Linked DNA regions of Homo sapiens: region 2 is linked to region 1. The links are chromatin loops, found by intact Hi-C in ENCODE. Cell type or tissue: endothelial cell of umbilical vein. All regions are shown on one strand. Links, peaks and the distances in the headings refer to the core of each region. The heading gives the core; the rest is flanking DNA. Region 1 has its middle 110 kb from the start of CBSLR. Region 2 overlaps CBSLR (CBS mRNA stabilizing lncRNA).

Evidence for each region. Peaks named below come from ENCODE experiments on the same cell type or tissue, not always from the same donor. Only the 100,000 strongest peaks of a DNase experiment are listed, where the experiment ranks them.
Region 2: it touches region 1 in a loop (5-fold over the local background); 5 of 110 quality-filtered maps call a loop at or near these places.

The regions. Positions count from the first base shown.
Region 1 is chr1:185,425,175-185,429,575 of GRCh38, reverse strand. No RefSeq gene overlaps it. Among named protein-coding and RNA genes, the nearest start is that of CBSLR, 110 kb to the right of the region's middle. In endothelial cell of umbilical vein, for the core only: no CTCF peak of the experiment used is centred there; DNase peaks (open chromatin) are centred at 2,005 and 2,595; H3K27ac peaks cover 1,992 bases.
Region 2 is chr1:185,371,696-185,376,096 of GRCh38, reverse strand. CBSLR (CBS mRNA stabilizing lncRNA) reads right to left here. Exons shown (of 4, transcript XR_007066771.1): 3 at 2,369-2,479; 4 at 1-1,700. Among named protein-coding and RNA genes, the nearest start is that of CBSLR, 56 kb to the right of the region's middle. In endothelial cell of umbilical vein, for the core only: no CTCF peak of the experiment used is centred there; a DNase peak (open chromatin) is centred at 2,036; H3K27ac peaks cover 3,247 bases.

The DNA of each region.
Region 1 (4,401 bases), core at 281-4,280:
TTCCTTTTTTTCCACAACCTCACCAGCATCTGTTATGTTTTGACTTTTTAATAATAGCCATTCTGACTAGTGTGAGATGGTATCTCATTGTGGTTTTGATTTGCATTTCTCTAATGATCAGTGATGTTGAACTTTTTCCCATATGAGTGTTGGCCAAATGTATGTCTTCTTTTGTAAAACGTCTGTTCATGCCCCTTGCAAACTTTTTAGTGGTTTGTTTTTCTCTTGTAAATTTGTTTAAGTTCCTTATAGATGCTGGATATTAGACCTTTGTTAGATGCATAGTTGGCAAAACTTTTCTCCCATTCTGTAGGATGTTTGTTCACTCTATCCAGGGTTCTTTATATGAAATGAACTTGAACCCATACTTGAATTCAATGCTGGGGATGTTGTTTCTCAAGATAAATTTCTTCTATGCCTGTCTGCTCCTGCAATGCTAAGCTACTCAAGGTTCTGTGAGAATGCAATATTTTGGTACTTCATTCATTTCCAGGTACAGTCTCCTTTGCCTGGGTTGCCCTACCCCACATTCACCTGGAAAAGGCTTTCTCCTTCCTGAAGAGTTGGCTCAAGAACCACCACTTCCCTTCCACACCATTTACCCAATTCTCCCAGCAGACTTAAGCACCCCTTCCCTTGTGCTTCCACCAAGACCGTTACTATTCTTATCTTAATTTATAGTAATTACACATTTATTTTCTGCCTGTCCATTAGATAAGGGTAGGAACCATGGCTTTTCATATTTATATTGGCAAAATCTTGGCCACTGTATGACATATCAAAAAGGCTCAATTAATATTTGTTAAAAAAATTATCATTGTTTTAATCTATTCTATACCTACCTAAAAACCATACAAATGTCTTAAAGAATGATATGCCCCCCTCTTTCATACTCTTTGCCCCACACATATAGTGGTCTGATGTATTTTAACAAATCAGAGATGTTGAAAGCAGAAAATCTTCAGTACCTTATTTAAGGTGATAAGCTTCTAATAACATTCATACTATAATACCCATGACTTTAAGCACAATGATACATTATCTGTTGCATTATGTTATAGTTTCATACTTCATTGGAAACTTAACTGGATATTAACCAGCATTTTGTCTATGTGATAATCATTTTGGACATATTTTTAGTATTTTGTATTTGTGCTACACCATTTATAAAGTTCAAAGACCCACCGCCTTCGAACTAAAATATTTAATTTTTCAGATATTATCAAAGGAGATGAGCAAAAAGGAAATTAAAGTTAACAGAACATCTATGGGGGTACTTGGTTGGTGGTAGCACTTAACATACTTAACTCATCAAAATCTTACATCAACCTAATGAGAGATAAACATTATTAACACCATTTAGATAAACCTAAGGCTTAGAAAGAATAAAACATTGTTAGAGCCAGGATTCAAATTCAGATGCATCAAGCTATGTACTAGGCTGAAGAGTGGTCCCACAAGATGTCCACATCCCAATCCCTGAAGCTTGTAAATGTTACCTTATATGGCAAAAGTGATTTTGCAGATATGATTAACGATCCTGAGATGGAAAGATTATACTGGATTGCCTCGGAGGACCCTAAGTATAATCACAGGGACCTAAGAGAGAGGCAGAGGGAATTTGATTACAGCAGAGGAGAAAGCAGTGTGAGCATGAAAGCAGAGATTGGAGTCATGCAGCGAGCAGCCAAGGACTGCTGGTGGCCTCCAGAAGTGGCCAAGGTAAGGAATAGATTCTGCCAGGTAGCTTCCAGAAAGATCCAGCCTTGCTGACACCTTCCTTGATTTTAGCCTTTTATGATTCATTTGGCGTTCTGAACAGTAAGAAAATAAATTTGTGTTGTTTTAATTGTGGGATTTGTTGCACCAGCAACAGGAAACTAACATACAGTCTCCAAACTTAGGGAGATCTTTGATTAAATCAGTTTAGTGCAACAAACAAGGCAGAGTAATTAAACACCTCCGCTAACAGGAAAAGAAAACAGCTGGAGCCACGTCAGACCACATAAGGAAGTTCCAAATGTGAACATCCTCCAAGAACACTTGAGCCATCATCATGACTATTCCAAAGTAATATCTGGAAAGTTTTAGCCAAGTGCTCTAGCAGATCTTCCCAGCTGGGAGGAAGGAACAGCATGAGGGCCAGTCCCTCAGGTAGCCAAGTCATAAACCTTGCAGAACTAAACTAAAACTTTGAACTGAGCCCACAAGCCTGAGGTGGCCAACACAAACCTCAGTGGAACTAGTTGTACTTCCAGTAGCAAAACACTTTTAAACAAGGGCCATATTCCATTTGCAACTTTTGGGATAAAGCTTTGTCTATGTCCTACAGCAGCCCAAGACTGGAATTTACCAGGGAATGAATAACTCAGAAAAAAAGTTTGCAAACTCTGTGCCTAGCCCAGATGGAAAAACAAGCTACTGGCTTTAATGCAGTACAAACTCCAGACTTTGTGCCAGCAATAGCCTCCTCCAGGATTGCATTTGGCATAAGAATGGGAATTATAGTGGTGTGAATTACACATATTTTCCAATGCAAAATAAGGACTACCACAAATTGAAAGAAAGTTTGTGTATGTCTTCTGTTGTTCATTAAGACAATTCTCACGGGCTCTCGTGTCTGCTGTCCAGGGTTACCCTCTCGGGGGAAGTGACTCAAGCGGGAAACAAGCGCCAAGGCCAAGAGAAAACAGAATCTTCTGAATGAAATTAGCTTTTGTTTGCCTGCCACCTTTTGACCTGGATGGATATTTCTACATAAAAAAATGTTAAGTCTTAGCCTTCTGAAATATTTGGAAAGGTAAAGCTCAGAGGTATAAGCAATAAGGTTGTCTCCGTAGTTACTAAGTTTCCCTGGTAGAGGTGGACTGTGATCTGATTAAAGGAAAAACGAAAACATAACAAGGAAGTTGATGGATATCTACGGGGATTTTTAACAGTAAAGCGCTAAAGTAATGAAATATCTCACTGAAATCCTTAATGATATAGCTAATCTCAAAATTTAAAAATCCGTTTATTTCTTCACCAATCTCTCTGAATTACTAACACTGTGGGTGTAACAATTGTCAGAAGTCCCATGAAAAGTATCTTAAATACCTCAAAACAATCTTGACTATGACTTTTATATCAGATCAACTATAGCTTAGAAACGATCTCCTTCACACTAATTAAAATCAAATCAATAGGTAGTAATCGAGCATCAGTTATTCACAAAATGGTGTGGGAACTACAACAATCAAAGTCAGTGCCCTCATGGGGCTTATCATCCACTAAAGAGAAAAGCAATACACATGCAAAACATTAAAAAACAAAGTTTCAAATATGGGTTAAAAAATAGAAACCCATCACAAAGCAGTATGTGTTCAGTCAACATATGATTCCATAGGAAAGGGCCAGTGTGGGAGTTTAAGAGAGAAGGAGGTTAGAGCAGCAAGGCTAGATGGAACCTAGGGAATTTCAGTTGCTTCTATTTTATCTCAGTGTGGCTAAAGGCAGTAGGTATCTGGTGTGATGGGAAGTGTCAGACATCAGTTCCACAACTCGCCAGGCTTCAGACCTTGATAGTTACTTAAATACTCTGAGCCTGATTATTTTACTCTACAAAATATAGATCAAGCCTACCTCCAAGGTTGTACTGAGGTTAAAGTGAGAAATGTATATAAAGGTCTCAGCAGATTGTAGATGCTCAATAATACTAGTTGTTTTTCTTTCTGTAGTTATTAAGTCTTCAATACAATTTTTTTTCTGAGAGTGTTGTGATATTTTGTTATTTTCCATAAATCCAAACATGTATTTTATCTCACAGGTCTCTTGAAGCATTATTTGTCTGTAAATGCTAATTACTTCCTGGTGAATTTTAGGTTCCAGGAAACATGGAGAGTCCTGTTTAAATTTGTCTATGCACCTTAAGCTGAGAGTAAAGTCACCAAGGTGCTATCTAGTTTAAGAGACTAAAGTTTTTCCTGACTTCTAGACACTTAAAAAATCTCTTTCATACTTCAGGCTTTTAAAAATGCAATGCTTCTCTCATAGGTACTGGTCTTGCCACATGTTTGCTCTGACACATTAAATTACCTTTGCAGCATCAACCCAATCAGATAGAACTGAGTGCTAATGAGACAATAGCCCCCTCTCAGGCCTCCTGTCAGTTCATGAGCTTTGCTCATTTCCATGGTCACACAGCACATGGAGAAAGCTAACCATCTGTCTTAGAATTTCTTGCCCATAATTACAAGAAAGACTGGGTAGGACAGTATGGATACAATTAACACAGATCTATCACCAATACCAGGCATTTGTGCGGGGACTCCCTCCTGCTGATAGCTGGGTAGAGGCTCAGGGCTGGAAACCAGTGAGGAAGAAAAAGGAAATCGCTTCTATAAGCCAAAGTTTAAATAAAAA
Region 2 (4,401 bases), core at 231-4,230, 53 kb after region 1:
GGTGGTGATGCTGCTAAACATCCTGCAAGGCACAGGATAATAGCCCGCAACAAAGAACTGTCCCAAAATGCCAATCATGCCAAGCTTGAGAAGCCCTGTATGAGGTGGTGGCAAGAGTTACAGGGAAAACAATCCGAGAAAGGTCAAAGGGAGTCCCAGGGGCAAGGTGGAGGGGGTGAGGAGTTGTTCAGGGAAGAGCTCACCAGGAAGATGACATCTGAACAAAAACCTGCAAAAGGAGCAGCGGGGAGCTGCTGTAGATATCTGCAGGAAGAGCATCATAGGACAGGAAATGACAAATGTGAAGGCCCTGAGGGAGGAACATGTTGGGCAAGTTCCGGGAAAGCAGGAGACCAATGTGGCAGGGGCAGAGTGAGCAAAAGGAGGAGGAGCAGAAATGAAAATCTTACGGGGCCCAGATGTGTCGAGCGTCAGCTTGTGCTCTGAGTGACTGGGAAGTCATTTGGGAACTTTGGGCAGAGCAGTGACATGATTTCTGAATCCATTTTTGAAAGGATCACTCTGGCTGCTGTTTGGAAAATGATTCGTTAAGAGAACAAGGGCAGAAGCCAGGGATACCAATTAGGTGGCATCAAGTAGACTGCACGAGAAGGAGGTGGTACAGATAACAACAAAATGTCTGGTGTAAGCAAGGCAAAGGTCTGAGATGCTGGGCCCCGAGATGGGAGAGCCGTGAGAGAAGCCGGTTTAGGAGGCAATGGAGATCAGGCATTCCAGGTTAGACATATGGAGTCTGAGATGCCAATAAGAAATCCAAATGGAGATGTCACAGACTGTAGAATGAGTCTAGGGTTTACCAAAATCTGGGTTGGACATACTAATCTACTGGAAACGAAAAAACAAATGGCATCTAAATTGGCAAAGAGTATAAAATCGCCAAAGATGTGAGCATAGAGAGTAGTAGTCTGAAGACTGGGGAGTTATACAGGGCCCAGATTGTAGAGAATGTTATCAAAATGCTAGAGACATATGGTCTGGCCGGGTACAGTGGCTCACACCTGTCATCCCAGCACTTTAGGAGGCCAAGGTGGGCAGATCACTTGAGCCCAAGAGTTTGAGACCAGCCTGGGCAACATGGCAAAACCCCACCTCTATTTTTATTTAAGAAAAAAAAAGTAGATAATTGTCACTATAAATTCCTTAGAGGAAAGCTAAAACCAAGATTTTTAAAGCAACAGTATCATGGATTAGTGGAGTTGTTTAAAGAATTCCATTGCGGGACCATAAAAATCAACTAACTTAAATCCAAAATATTAGAGATGAGGAGGCTGATGCCCCACATAGCAAGGTCACAGAACAGTGGGATTTTGGAGTGCATTAGCCCGGGGTCCCACAGCTGATTATGGGCATAATCAAAACAAGAAGCTTAATCTTCTTTCTTATTCTAATGCTCTTTCTTCTTTATCATGCTGAGAAGTCCAACTCAGAAGTCCAATTCAAAACAAAGAAGAAATTCTTCTGAAATAATCATTTCAACTGGGGGAGAAATTTGATTTGCTTACAAATATTTGATACTCACAAAACTTGTCTTATAGACAACTTGCAGCATAAAGCAGTGCACCTCTCTATCTGCAGAAGAATAAGAACAATCCTGTGTACTAAACTCAAGGATGAAACACCAATCTTGTTTTGGGGAGGTAAAATAAGCTCTCTGGCAACTGGTCCTGTTGCTTTAGCACCTAGGAGGAAAGTAAGGAAGTGAGTCAACATGGGGACATAACTTGGTTAGCCCAGGATTTCATCTGTACTCTGCAATAAACAAGCCAACATTAATTCAGAAGGCTGCTGTGTGTCCCTGATAGAATTACCCGTGAATGTTGCTGGTGCTAACAGTAATAGGAGGCACAGTGATTCTGTGCTTTCCCTGAAGAGGACAAAAACTAATCTCCTTTTCATCCTTGTCTCAAAGCACACTCACAAATATACACATTTATTTCCATGGAATGAAGAAAGACGGTGAGGACTGCTATGGTCCCACCGTACACTAAGGAACAAAAACATCAGAAGGGGAAGTGAGCTGGCCCTGCCATCCTGTGAGTCAGTGGTGAAGAGACAGTATTCTATCCACAGCTTAGCCACTGACCGTGCCCAGCAAGCAAACCCAGAGAGGCAGAGCAGACCTAGGTCTGGACTAGCTCAGCATAGGGGGAGATGAACAAGAGTGTGCATTCACACAGTGAGTAGCCCATATGGTACAACATGAACCAAAACATCTCAGACCTCAAACCTCTGCTTTCAAGGATGCCAAGGTTCTCACTCTTAGATGCCATTTGTATACTACAGGACGAATTGTGGGTTGTTCACCTTTTTCCTTATTTCTTTTTTAAAAATTTCTGAATAAAAATACCTTTTAAAATGTCTCCCTTGTTTTTGTTTTGTTTTCTTTTTCAAAATGAGTATTTGCAGTTGCTTTCTGGAACTCTGTTTACTTCTTTTCTTCAATCAGCATAAAATTACTCTGGGAACAGGAAATATGGTTTAGTAAGAAAACAGCATTTGTTGAAAAAGAGAAATACTAACTGCATCTTCTGAAAATCAAAGGGTACAGTAATCTACATCTCCAAAGCAGGTCTTCGAATGGTAAACTCCCCACTGTTGTCTTCTGGGAAATGGTGTTCTTAAGCAAGTGACCTGAATCTTATTGAAATATTTTCCCAGGTAATACAACTTTGCTTATTTTCTAGGCCACTCTTGGAAAAGTCTTTCCAAATTCTACCCACACTTCAAGGCTAAGTCCGCATACTATCTCTTTCCTGAAACTTCCCTGATTATTCCTCTCAGCCAACGTGTATGTGTGTCTAAATTTCTCTACTAGGCTGAAATGTCCTTCAAGTCAAAAGTCTAGTATATATTATTGAATCCTATTCTCTCCTTATAGTATCTAACATGGTGCTTTTGTATAAAAACAGAGGAATCCCATATATTAATAGCTAGAAAGAGAAGGTTACTTGGTTACCAGACTGAAGGGTACATTCTTAGAAGATTATAGATATCTTTGGGGCATAAGTAAATATATCTAGAAAGGCTACTACCAAAATGGGGCATTTAAATGCACTACGTATCATGGAAGGTGTTCAAATAGAAAGTGGATAATCACTTATGAGATGTTAGACAGCAGCTGGGAAGGTAGAGCAGATGACCTCTTGGCCCTTTCCAACTCTAAGTTTCAAAATGATTTTTAGAAAGATTGGTTAGCTGGATAACCCTGTTTTGCTATTGTCTCTGTGGACACTGCCACTCTAGCAGGAAACTCTAAGAGCTTTTCCAAACAGTCTGATCGAAACACCCCAGCTTACAGCTTCTAAGGAATGCATCCTAGAACCTTCTCACTTTGACATTATTCTACCTTCACTTTACTTGGTCATCACAAAAGGTCATGATTCAGAAAGACCACAAAGTAGTTGGCATCTGAACTCTTCAACTCTCAATCCCAGATAGAGAAATTTAAGTTCTGGGTCAATTTTGCGCTCACTTGCTCTGTGCTCTTGGTCTCTCCTAGAATAAGCCAGATACAATAGAGGGTCTGAGAATCATTTTCCTAATATTTGCCATTGTTGCTTTTTTCTATATCTCATCAGTGGGAAATACTGCAGGGACTTTGACTAGCTTCATCCTTTCTCAATAATTGTATGCGTCAGATTAGTGGCACAAAGGAAAAAGTAGCAGAAGAGTTGAAAACATGCTCATTGAGTATGCCATACTTCTTGATTGTTGGTGTTCCTTAAGGTAACATCCTCACTCTCTGAAGGACATGCCCAAAACACTACTGAGGAGGACTACGCCTAACACTATGGAGGCATGCATTAACAGTGGGATTTCAGGCATCAGTGGGATTTGGGAACTAAGTTAAGAGTGTTTCATTGTTGTCTGTCTATCTATTTCTGTTCTAATCACAACCCAGACCATAGTAATGCTAGTCCCTAAGTGCTGTGTATGCAGATTTGTATAGAACAAACAGTTGAAGGTGTCAAAATTAATCAGGACTCAAATAGCAATATGTTATAATATGATAATCTGTTTCATTATTCTAATTGTTTTTACTATTTTGAAAGACTGATAAAGCTAAAAACAGAAATGACAGACCTGTCACATGTTTCTTTCCATGAATCTACTTCACAATATAAGTGTTTTTGTGAGATTAATGCAGATTTCTCCAGCTAGAGATTGTTTTTATTACCATAAAGCTAAACACCCTATATATTAAATTCTAAAGTATAGTGATCACAAATTACTTAAATCACAAATTACTTAAAGTAATTCCAGCTAATTGAAAAACATGCTCTCCATTTAAAAATTATTTATTATATTTTCAAGAGCCTCTTAATTATCCTTGGGAAAATATGATCAGTGTGGACATCTGTGGAAGTAGTTACAGTGCAA